Linked DNA regions of Mus musculus: region 2 is linked to region 1. Evidence: chromatin contacts called from ENCODE Hi-C or POLR2A ChIA-PET data. All regions are on one chromosome and are shown on one strand. The core of a region is the stretch at or near the end of the contact, and the rest is flanking DNA. Distances in the headings are between cores, read along the strand shown.

Region 1 (6,009 bases), core at 1,278-3,777:
ACCCAACTCCAGTCCAACTTTGAGGATCAATGGATGTTGAAGTGGTGGAGAAGCCAGGAAGGGAGGAAGACCACAGTTCATTGTTTGGCAGATGGATACTGGACATGGCCTGTGGGCCAGGTTGTATGGCTAGCTTTTGGGGCATAATAGGACAAGGTGAAATGGTCCTACCTGAGAGATGAATGCAGGGTTAGGTAAGGTTTGGGTGTTTGCTCCCTGAGGCCAGTATCCCTGGTGTTAAAGGTAGGTAGGTGGTAGAGCTGGAAGCAGTGGATAGAGTAAGCAGGTGATTACTGAGTTGCCTAGAACCTTGGGTTTGGCATGCGGAGCCTGAACCGGACGTGAGGGAGGCACTTGGAAACGCATGCAAGAAAAACAGGTTGTCTACTTGCAAAAGAACTGTTTGTGGTGTCTTGTCAGGAGCAGCCTGAACTCTTTAGGAAATAGTGATGTCATCTTGGTTCGGATAGTGCCAATCACTTCTGGCATTGATTCTCACCCTTCCTCACCCCACCCTTGACAGGTGTGCCAGAAGTCAGGTGAGATCTCTCTTTTGAAGCAACAGCTCAAAGAGTCCCAATTAGAGGTGAACACTAAGGCCAGCGAGATCCTCAGTCTGAAGGCACAGCTGAAGGATACCCGGGGCAAGCTGGATGGAATGGAGCTGAAGACACAGGACTTGGAGAGTGCCCTGCGCACCAAAGGGCTGGAGCTGGAGGTCTGTGAGAACGAACTGCAGCGCAAGAAGAATGAGGCAGAACTGCTGAGAGAGAAGGTGAACCTTCTAGAACAGGAGTTGATGGAGCTACGGGCCCAGGCTGCTCTGCATCCGGCACCCCTGGGGCCTCCAGGGGTTGGGCTCACTTTCTCAGAGGACATCCCTGCTCTGCAGCGGGAGCTGGATCGGCTGCGGGCCGAGCTGAAGGAGGAGAGGCAAGGCCATGACCAGATGTCCTCGGGATTCCAGCATGAGCGGTTGGTGTGGAAAGAAGAGAAGGAGAAAGTGATCCAGTACCAAAGGCAGCTGCAGCAGAGCTACTTGGCCATGTACCAGCGCAACCAGCGTCTAGAGAAGGCCCTGCAGCAGCTGGCCCGTGGGGATGGTCCAGGGGAACCCTTTGAAATTGACCTGGAGGGAGCTGACATCCCCTACGAGGACATCATAGCCACTGAGATCTGAGGGGCTGCCTAGGGGTGGAGGGCTGGGGACTGGACCCAGAAAGCAGGGAGGGCTGAGCCTGTTCAAAGAGACATTTTGAGCCCCTCTGAGAGAAGCCACCTCTGGGGCCAGATGGTGATTAGGGGTCACCACATAGCCTTTCTCCCCTCCTGCCTTTTTCAGCCTAACTAACCCTGCTGCTTATAACACCTTGATCTGCTAACCCCAAGCTCTCCTAGAGATGTGCTCAGGGAGCTGGTTGAGGTTTCTCTCAACTTTGGTCTCATTCAAAGTAGTGAGAAAAACACTCCATCAGGAAAGGGAGCAACTGCCATACAGGCCAACTGGCCACCTAAGGACAGAAACATTTTCCCTGTCACCCCTGAGCCCCTACGATCCCCTGGTCATATTGGGGTGCCTTTGGGAATAGAAAGAAGCCATGTGTAACCAGAAGCCTTGGACCCTGCCTTCACTACAGCCTGTTCTTCTGTCTGTGGAGGTGGAGGAGTTGTGTCGCCACATAGTTGAGCCAGCAAGTCATGGGAGCAAGGGGTAGATGGACAGTCCGGCACTACAGAACCGTCATAGGTCTCAAGAGGTCTGGGTGGGAGGTGAAGGGAGAGAACCAAAGCAGATAGGGAATCGAGTCTAAAATGAGCTGCGTAGCCCCTTTGACCTCAGTGACCACTGTTTTTAAAGCCATAGGCATTGGGGTCCTGGGTGGGGTACAGGGAAATGACATAAGACATAGATTCCCAGCTGTGCCAGGATATCCTCCTCAGTAGCCAATGTGGAGTGGTTTTTTTTTTTTTTTTTTTTTTTTTTTCTGAACACCAGGTTCTTGCTTGGATCCAGAATAGCCCATCCACTTAGATAGTGTATATGGGATCTGGGCATTAGCCTCCCTTGTCTGTGGCCCAAGTCAGCAGTAGCTCTTCCCCTTATAGAATCTTCAGAGTCCATAGATTGGGAAGGGTCACTAGTGTGCCAATAGGCTGCAGTCCAGGTAGGAGAGATATGCGGTGCATACAAAGAGCCTTATAAATATCCCAAGCCACCCACTCTCCTCCCTCCATGTGGCGGCACCCCATGTTGTAAGAATTTAGTCTAGAAAGCAGCATGTGAGCCTGTGGGCGCCTGGCCTTGTCTTTTGAAGATATCCAGATCTAGGGGCAGAGGGAAGTGCAGTTGCTTAGTTGAAGGAATTATCTTCTCTCACCTTCCCCCTTCCATTCTGTGTTTTCCAAAGCAAGCCAGATCAAGCAGGCAGCCAAGCTGCTCCATATTCTATTTTTGGCCCTTACCACAGCTGTTGTTGGTAGGGCACCCAGCCCTTGCTGGATTCCTAAGCCATGTGCTTGCCTGGTGGGTGGGGCCCAGGATATAAGAGATGTAAGGGAGGGTCTACATGCTTGGTAGTCCAGGAACCAATCAGTGTTCTACCTCCCTAATGCTGGTCCTTAAGAGTCCCTGGGTGGATCCCAGCCCTAGTGACCTTGTCTTCCCATGGGCTTTTTTCCCTTCCTAGTGTCTGCAGGCTAGGTGCCTCCTCCATAGGTGGTCCTGCTTTCTGTTCCTGGGGTTAGGGTGGCCCTCTCCTGCTACTGACTTTCAATGGCACACAATCTCTGGTCTACCATTGCTCATAGTCACATGCTCATTTAAACCTGGAATCTGCAGGCCAAAGATGACTCCCCCAACATGCAGGGCCATACCCTTCACTGGGCACAGGTCACAGCCCAGTTTAAAAGCCCAGGCCTCAGTTCTTTGTTGTGTACCAGTCTGTGCCTTGTTTGAGTCCTTCCTATTGAGACTGTCCAACAGAAGGAAAGAAAGGTGGGGGTTAGCTGCTTCTCCCTAGATTGAAGGACTCCTTCCCCTGAAAGAACAGCCAGAAGTCCACTTCTGTGCCATGGAGTCCTTGCCCAGGAAGAAGCAGGCCTGTGCTCTGTATCTGCACAGGGTGCCTTCTACTCACCGGGGGTTCTGCTCACATCACTGCCCAGTAGCCCTGCCCTGATCATCTTTGAGACCTCTGCCTGGGAATTGTTTAACCTTTAAGACGGCAGATACCTTCCCAAGTCTGCTATCAGTCTGAGATCCCAAGGTAGCTCCAGGATGCAACTGTGCTATAACCTAACATCCTTGCCTGCCTTCCTGTGTGCTTTCTTTCCTTTTCTGTCCTAAAGCATCCTCACAGTTTGTGGTCCATGCCCATGATGGATGGCTAGATGGAACAGTGACTCAGGTGTGCGGGTTCAGGGCAGACGAGTAGCCTGTCTTGCTTTGTCTCTCGGACCCATACTGCATCCCAGAGGTGTCTGGTTCCAGAGTGTTGCTGCTCTCTGAAGGAAGAAAGGGCCTTGTAGTGTCCAGACTCCCACAGGGCACCTCCCTGCTTGATTTTGTCCTCTCTAGGTACACTTGAGCTTTAGCATGATGACATTTCAGGGGTCTTGGCATCACTTCTCTGAGTGACACTTGCTGATCTGCTCGTCCCTGGCTCCAGCTTGGGCTGTGTCTCAGGTAAGAGAGATGTCCACGGGAAAGCCAGGCTGGACCAGAGATTTCCCTAGGACCTGAGATCTCCTCAGATGCCACCTAAGGCCACAGTGCCCCTCAGTGGAGACTGCTTTCTTTCCCTTTTGAGCACTGGAGCCCTCAGCAGGCTGCTTCGGATGGACTGGCGTTTGGAAGACTACGTACACAGTTCTTTTTCTCTTCCTTGTTTCTGGTTTGCTTTGCTCTTGATGGCTTCATTTTGTTTTATTTTTGAAGTTCTTTGTCGGCTCTGTAAACTATTTCTGCTAATTTTATGTTTTTATTTATGAATAAAGAATGCCATTTCTCATGTCTTCACGGTCACTTTTGTCTCTTCAAGCTAATCTCTGCTCCTCTACTATGATATGCAGGCAACTCCTGGTGGTCTCTCCTTTTGGAACCACAAAGCCAGTGTCCCTTTGTCCCTTTGTGCCAGCTGGGGTGCTCCTCACTTAGACCCCTTGAGGAAGGCAGCCCTGTGACCTGGGGAACCTTCACCAGTCTGGTGATCTTACTTGTGACATGGTCAGCCTCTGGGCTGACCCAGAGGGGAGGAGGGAGGAGACCAGGGGGCAGTGACTTCAAAAGCCTGCCCCTTCCTAACCCCAGCCTCTCCCCTCCTCCCTCCACCAGCTGCTAGCCTCCTGGCCAGCCTTTGGCCCAGTGCATATGGCTTTTTGGCAAGGAAGTAGAGTAACTATTGTCACTCCTCCAGGCCCCTAGGTGAGAGTGCTGTTAGTACAGCCACCATCTGTCCTGCCTGCCTGGTACTAACTACTCCCTTCCACCACCACCACCACCACCACCACACATACACACACTCTCTCTCTCCAGTTCACCTTGATGGGCATTCCCAGTTTTGAATTCAAATCCTAAACCCGAAAGATAGCCACTATGGTAACAGAAGAGAGAGGGATACATAGAGAGATTTAAAGGCCTATAGGTATAAAACAATGCCTCTGGGGAAGAGAAGGTCAGTGAAGGCTGCAAGAGCTCTTCCTAGCCCCAGCTAGGACTGTGCTATTCTTAAGAGCCTTACAGGAACGTGACACTGGATGACTGGCTCCTCCTTTTCACTGGGGGCAGGTCCAGAGGAATTAGGCAGGACAGCCGAGCTGCCAACTTTAGCATAAGCTCAAAAGTCTTGGCAGCTTCCACTTTAACATTCTTGGGAGCCCTGGGTTGCCACGTCAGAAACCTCTTATTCTGCTGTGCAAGAACGTACACCAGCATCACAGCCAGAACCACCCAGGACCAGGCAAATGACCCTCATGATATGCATCAGGGATTTATTTCTTTAGAGGCCCTGCCAGCACCCTGACCCCAAGAACCGTAACACTTAAAAGGTTTTTTTTTTTAAAAAAAAAGATTTATTTATTTTCATATACAAAAGCAGAACTCTGCCAGGGTTGCCTCACTGCAGAGAGACAGCAAAGTGGGGGGCAGTTTGTCTCTCCACACCACCTCCTCATCCCATTCTGATCCAAACAGGGGAGGGGGAGAGAGAACACTTCTGACAGCAAGCAACCCAGCCTCAGCCTCCACCAGGCTGCGCAGACTGCACAGTTGCAGCAGGTATTTTTATCCGACTGTCTTAAAGTCTGTGCACACCATGTGTGAGGAGGGAGACCGAGCAGTCCGAGATCCTCCCTGAACATCTTCAGCAGCATGACTTTACTCAGTTAATTCTGGAAGGCCATGCTGTCTCCAAGTTTTTCCCCAGCCCAAGTGTTGCCTGCCTTTCCTTCCTGAGTGCAGGGATCAAAGGCACAGTGCCACCACTCCCAGCACTCTCAGCAGGAGTTCAAGGTCAGCTTGCTCTAAACAGAAGCCGATATAAAAGAGACCCTGTCTCAAAAAAACAAAAAAAAAAACCAACCTAATGAAAGAATCCTTTCTTAGGGGAGTTTGCATTCTACAAGCAAACAGGCTTTTCAAGGATCATAAGCAGGGTGGCACATGCTGGCTGTGTAGACAGTGATGTGTCTGAAGGGGATGTGGCAAGGCCCTTGGTTCAGAAAAAGGGAAAATCTCACCTTGGATCTCCCCTCAAGTCCTTTTTCTTAAGGACTCTTCTTGGCTCAGAGCCTCAGTAGACACCTTCCTAGTGAGGGAACCTGCAGTTCTCCTCTGACTGCTGTGCTCTGGGCTGCTATCCCCCTCTGTACTGCCCCCCCCCCGCCCCCCATCCCCTCAACCACCACCTCAACCCTGGTCTGCACCTGGATAACCTATAACCTCACCAGCCTTCCGTCTAAAACAAGTTCTATCACCTCCATTGGAAAGCTTCGGGTATTTCATGTGTTCTT
Region 2 (6,414 bases), core at 1,622-4,121, 45 kb after region 1:
TCAACTCTATCTGTTTATCCTTCCTTAAGATAACCACAGGTAGTTAGAAAGAGATACCAGTTCAGAGTATGGCATCCAAAAACATCCATCAAACAGCAAAGCCACTGACAAATTATTACCCTTATGGCAACGGCAGACACTTGCTTACATTACACAAACAATTTATGGAGTAGCACTTAGAAACCATGATTTACTTAGAAGCTGAAAAACAGGATAGCTACAATACTGCATAGCAAGTTCCAATCCTGCCAGGGATACTGAGTAAAACAAACAAGCTGGGCATGAGAGTAATGACTTTAAACCCAGCACTCTGGAGGCAGAGGCAGAGGCAGGCAGGGCTCTGTGAGTTCCAGGCCTGCCAGGGCTATATAGCCGTTCTCAAATACACAAAACAAAACAAAAAACAACTTGCTCAATAATAAAAAAAAAAAACAAAAACACCCAAAAACAAAACCCCAGGAATTACGGAGATTTTAAAGAGCACTAGGCAGTGGTGGTGCACACCTTTGTACCCAGCGCTTGGAAGGCACAGGCAGGCAGATTGAGGCCAGCATGGTCTACAGAGTGAGCTGCAAGACAGCCAGAGCTACACAGAGAAACCTGTCTCAAATCATATTCATTCATATAGATGTATGTGTATATATATATATATACACACACACACATACACGCACATAGATATATGTACATATACAAATACATACACATACACATATATGTGTATGTGTATGTATATGTATATGTAGGGGGGGATGGAGTCTGTGAGCACACATAATCTATCAGATGATTAGTTCTTCCTTCTGCAGGGAAAGAGGTTGTTCAACACTAACACCATTAAGGATTGCGACATTGTTAAAGCAAAAACCATTGCACAATAAACCCTAGCTCTTTAGGCACCACCTTCATAGCAAAACAAATGCTAAGAAAGCCATTCCTTCAATTGTGCAAGACCAGAGAACTAACCTGAACATGCTCTAGAAGTAAAGCAAGGAAAGTCACTTGTGGTTTTTGCTAGGGATCTGCTTTGTGACATAAGAAACTTAAGGTTAGCTTGGCTGGGTCAAGAAAAGTGAACCCAACCAAGCTCATAGTATTTTGCTCTAATAGCTTTGAAGATATTGTTGATCTTCCTTAACGTTTAAAAGGGCAAAGTTTTTTTTTTACCTTGTGATGTCAGAAAGTCAAATGATGTGCTCCAGATTAGTTACTAATTTCCAGCCTGAATATTTTACTTTCCGTTTCTTTTTAACAGCCTGAGTAATTTCTTATATTATGTACATATAATATCTAGAATTTTTAATAATCCTGAAGTTGTTTTAAAACAGGATCTGATTTTCACAGGGCAACTGCCAAAATTACTCCAAAGAGTGTGTATCAATTAATTATAATTATTTTGATAGTATCATCAAACTTTAATAATAAAAAATTGAGTTAATATTTAAATTTGACTAAAAATGTGGCAAAAATAGTAAAAGATGATATTTAAATGCAGTATACCAACTCCCTTTTAAAAACCCTATCCATATTAAAAAAAAAATACACGCTTAACTATTAGGACAAATTGAATTCCAAGTTATAGGATTTACAGAGCACTTCCTAAGTCAGACACTGTGAACTTGGGGATACAAAGATGCAACTTTTAGAGACAGCTTAGTCAGCAGAATCCTCCTATGAACAAACTCTTCAAATATTGGCCAAGCACATGGATATGGTGGAGAAACACTACTCATCCCTGAAGGGCTTAAGACCTTCGCCATGGAGTAGTCGACACTCCCTGAATTGGCTCTGAATGACTTGTTATATGGAAAGAGACTACTATAACCTTGTAACATTTTTCCCTTAGAAGCCACACCAGTGTCTATGTGCTCTGCTCAGAGCAAAGCATACATATCAAATGCAATTCTAGAGATTCTGTAATTCTCAGGTATAAATCTGTCAGTTTTCCCGACGTTTCCTTGGGCTCACATGAACCCCTAACAGGCATTCTCTAATTTTAACAATTATTCTAAAAAAATGCTTAAAAGGCACACCTCAGCAATCCACTCTCCAATGTGTGTGTGTGTGTGTTTTTTTTTTCCCTTCCCCTCGCTGCAGTGTTATCACATGACCCACTGACAGCTCAGGACAGGATTAGTCAGGCTGGAGGGCGCCTAGCTAAAACCCTTCAGCTGAAACGCTTTTAACCAATGAGCCACCCACAGAGCCAAGCTGCCAATTAACCTGTGCAAATGGAACCTTATTTTCAGGAAAACAACAGATACTTAAAAAAGAGGAAAAAAAAAAGTCTTCTTTCAAAGCTCTCTGCCTGGCTTTAAGGGAGCCGTGAAGAGGTTTGATTCTATACAACCGAAAGCTTCAGCCAACAAGAGCCATTTGGGAATGACTGGCTTGTCTAAACATGGCTTATTGAGGTCTTTTATGATCACTACACTTAAGCCTATGAACATAACAGTGGAAAGCAACCTTCCATTTAACTGCGTTTGGTTAGCTGGTCAGTAAACGAATAAACAACAGAAGACCAAGCAAAGGATTAAGAAACTCGATTTTTGGTTCCTCTTTTCCCAATAATTAGATGTCTGAAGCCAGGCATGGCTTCTCCTTTCCAGAACCTTAGGCGTCTCGCCTGTAAAACGAGAGGGTGGGACTGCACGACTAGGGTATTTTTCAGCTCTAAGGTTCTCCGGTATCTAGGTGTCCTCCAGTGAAGCGGTTCCCTACAGAATAAGCCACATCTCCCTCTAGCCGCGGGGCCTGCCCACATCAGCGATGACATTACACCTTCTGCACGGTCCACCTGCCCAGAGGTCCACGGGGCAAAGGGGGACGGAGTAGGCGTTCCCTCGACCCGAAGACATTTAAATGAGGCCAGGAGCAGATGAAGACAGTGACAAGAAGTGGCCCTCAGAGACAGACCAGTGTCTGACAATACCCAGAGAACTCGGAGCGGGTAGGGCAATCATCAGGAGCCCACTTAGCCCATGGGAAGGTTCCAGTCGGTGCTCTCACGCTCGGCCCACCGAAGTCACGGAAAAGCTCACGCAAAGCTGGAGAGGTGCTTGTGAACTGAGCGATGGGGGAAATGAATCCCATTCCCTCCCCGCTGGCTGAACAGGTGAGAGCACAAGCCAAGGGCTTGGTGGACACGCTCACTTTCCCGTACTCACTGAGACGAGGCTGGGATAGGTAGTTCCGGCTCACCGCCAGCGCCTGCTCCCGAGCTCCGGCCATCGGCCCACCGGTGGGCACGGGCAGTTCGGGTGCGGCCCCGTTCACGATTCCCCGCATCGCTCGCAACGCCATCTTGTCTCCTCCGTCCCGACTGGCCCCGCAGCAGCGCGGCGCAGGCGCACATATAGCAGGGAGGCCCGTGCGGCCGGCCCCACCCATGCGCGCTTCGAAGCTGCGGCAGAGGCCCCGCCCTCTCGGCGGCGCCCCGCCCCCAGACTCGTGACTGGAGCTCTGCGGGGGCGGTGCAGGGTGCGCGCGCATGCTAGGCGCATAGGGAGCTGACCAGAGTGCTGGGAGCGCGGATCTGAGGCTGGGAGCGGGAAAAGAGAAGCGAAAGGGGCCAGAGGGCAAAATTGACACAAGAGAGAGGATTCACGAGAAAAAGAAAGATTCATTGGAATGTAGGGAAGGAAGAGATAGGAAAACGTGCATAAGAAAATACAGACAACTGAGGTTCATAATCAAGCTGTGGAAAACACCTTGGAAAGCAGAAGATAGAAAACCTAGTCCCATGATTGGTAACTTTGTGTCGAAATTTATTTCAGTTTATCCTACTACCAAGTTCTTTTTTTTTCGTGGATCTTTTCGAACAGACTTGGCTTTCTTGCATATCCGAAGAGTATATGGTGTGGAAGACCACCTTAGGAACAGATTGGAAAACCAGTTAAGAGGTTAGAACGCACAAAGGGTTCTAGTTTCTTTTCTTTGGCTGTGATAAAATTAGCTAGCGGTTGGCTTGGTGTGATGGCGCAAGCCTTTAAACGCAGCACTCAGGAGGCAGAGGCAGGAAGGTCTGAGTTCCAGGGCAGCCAGAGCTACATAGTGAAACTATGTTTCAAAACAAAAAAAACAAAAAGAAAAACCAGCCTGTGAGAAACGAACAACACAGTAAATTGATTGTTGTTCTCTTTACAATATAAGAACAGAAGAGGAAAACAAGAACTTTGCTATGACGGAGCAACATACTGAAAAACTTCTTTGTGTTAGTTCCCCATAGATTTGTTGATAAATACACAAGAGGATGTCTAGACTGGCCTTCGGTAAGGTTTATAACTTATCAGTTTGGGAAGCATGGATCTTTGCCTCATTCACAAAATTACTATGTTGTTGTTTTGTTTTTAAAGATTTATTTATTTGTATGTATGTGAGCACACTGTTACTGTCTTTAGACACACCAGAAGAGGACTTCGGATCCCATCATGATGGTTGTGAGCCACATGTGGGTTCTGGGATTTGAACTCAGGAAGATCAGCCAGTGCTCTTAACCGCTGAGCCACCTCTCCAGCCCAATTACTATGTTGTTATAAAATTCCCTTTGGGCTATATATGTGAGGTATGTATGGAATATAAATGAGTTTTATCTATAGACTTACAGCCTATATACAAGACATATTATGTAAATATTTCACAATTAAAAAAAAAAGAAATTTGAGAGGCTGGAGAAATGGCTCAGTGGTTAAGAGCACTGACTGCTCTTCCAGAGGTCCTGAGTTCAGTTCCCAGCAACCACATGGTGGCTCACTGATGATAAGTTATAAACCTTACTGAAAGCCAGTCTAATGGGGTCAGATGCACTCTTCTGGTGTGTCTGAAGACAGCTACAGTGTACTCATATACATAAAATAAATAAATCTTTTAAAAATCTTTTTAAAAAAAGGCAAAATAAGAAATTTGAGATCTAAAGCATTCCTGCTCCCAAGCATTTCAACTAAAAGTCAGTCAGCTGATGTTACAAATGAAGTAAATGTAGCCAGGTTACCTAAGTCTACTTTGAGTGCATCTCAGGTCCCTATGTAACAATCCTTCAATCCTCGATAAAATTGCTGGAAGTATTAAAAGAGGTAATTGAATGTAAACAGAGAGTTCTATATAGTTCTTTTTTAAAAAGTGAATCCTCTAAAGATTTATTTATTTATTTTAATTATATGAGCATACGGTCACTGTCTTCAGACATATCAGAAGAGGGCATCAGATCCCATTACAGATGGATGTGAGCCACCATCCACCATGTGGTTGCTGGGAACCTTTGAAAGAGCAGTCAGTGCCTTTTTTTTTTTTTTTTTTTTTTTAGATTTATTTATTATTAAACACAAGTACACTGTAGCTGACTTCAGGTGCACCAGAAGAGGGCGTCAGATCTCATTACGGGTTGTTGTGAGCCACCATGTGGTTGCTGGGATTTGAACTCAAGACCTTCGGAAGAGCAGTCAGTGCTCTTACCCACTGAGCCATCTCTCCAGCCCAGTCATGTAGTTCTTTTAAACTTTTTATGGTTTGGAATTTTTTTGCATGTGTATAATACATTTTGATCAAATCTACTCCCCAATTCTCTTTCCTCCAATTCTTACTCCATCTCCTGCCATTCTATGCCTCCCAAGTTCATGTCCTTTTTAAGTCTACCGAGTCAACTTTGTGCTGCTTGTATGTGCCTGGGTATAGGACCATCTGCACAGGTGACTTCTTTTACTTCCTTTACACCTCAGGACTGCGAGGGTAGCTGGCCCAGGCATAGAGAATGTGGCCTGAGCAGGAAACTTGGAGTCAGCAAGCCTGGCTTCAGTGTCTGTTTGAGTACACAATGTGACCTTGGGACAGCCATTAGTTCCTTCTGTCTCTCACTTGCCATCTGTGAACGGGAAATAGTTTATGTAATATAGCTTTTAAGAATGTAGTTAGTTAGTTTTTTTGAAACACTTTTTTGTAGACCCAGCTTGCCTCAACTTTCCTCTGGAGCTATAGAGGGAGCTTGGCCTTGAACTCTTGATCCACCTGTCTCCAATGCCCAAAGCTGGTATTATGAGCATGGTCCTCTAGGCCTGCTCTTCTTAAGGATTTAAAATGAAGAAAAAGGCTAGTAGCACCAGAAACTCTGGTACAAATGTGAAATTGTATTTCATTGCAAATATTTATTGAGGAAGAAAAATTAAGGAAGGGAAGGCAGGAAGAGCTCATGCCAGTGACTAAAGTTTCCCCATAGAATGTGAATCTTTCTTTATTGAATGGAAAATACCACTCAGGTGTAAAATACTGAGTTTCCTTATGTGAGTGTCCTTTTTAGAGGACTAATTTATAATTGTTAGATTTTTAGAAAGGAGAAATACAAGATATTTCTCTCCAATTTGCAGTTGGTGAAACAGAAGTCTCAGAAAGTAAAGTGATTTCCCTGTGCTTTGAGCTTCTTAGACT

The links. A loop is a pair of places that touch in the nucleus more often than their neighbours do. ChIA-PET counts read pairs that join two places held with the same protein, here RNA polymerase II (POLR2A).
Region 2: a loop to region 1 is called in a map of gastrocnemius, with 6 times the contacts of the local background. The contact joins the promoter of Slc18a1 here to the enhancer-like site in region 1. A Hi-C loop is called at or near these places in 1 of 37 maps with a recorded cell type or tissue (gastrocnemius). POLR2A ChIA-PET finds 5 or more read pairs at or near these places in 3 of 5 experiments (all embryonic stem cell).

What each region holds. Positions count from the first base shown.
Region 1 is chr8:69,130,674-69,136,682 of GRCm38, reverse strand. It overlaps Lzts1 (leucine zipper, putative tumor suppressor 1), which reads left to right. Exons shown (of 4, transcript NM_001370971.1): 4 at 524-4,024. The coding sequence ends at 1,180. Among named protein-coding and RNA genes, the nearest start is that of Gm39187, 24 kb to the left of the region's middle. Within about 2 kb of position 2,527, at least 1 of the 3 ENCODE cell types and tissues checked has a DNase peak (open chromatin) inside an H3K27ac peak, as active enhancers do.
Region 2 is chr8:69,085,679-69,092,092 of GRCm38, reverse strand. Slc18a1 (solute carrier family 18 (vesicular monoamine), member 1) reads left to right here and starts at 2,871. Exons shown (of 17, transcript NM_153054.2): 1 at 2,871-3,112. It overlaps Atp6v1b2 (ATPase, H+ transporting, lysosomal V1 subunit B2), which reads right to left and starts at 3,357. Exons shown (of 14, transcript NM_007509.3): 1 at 3,165-3,357. The coding sequence starts at 3,300.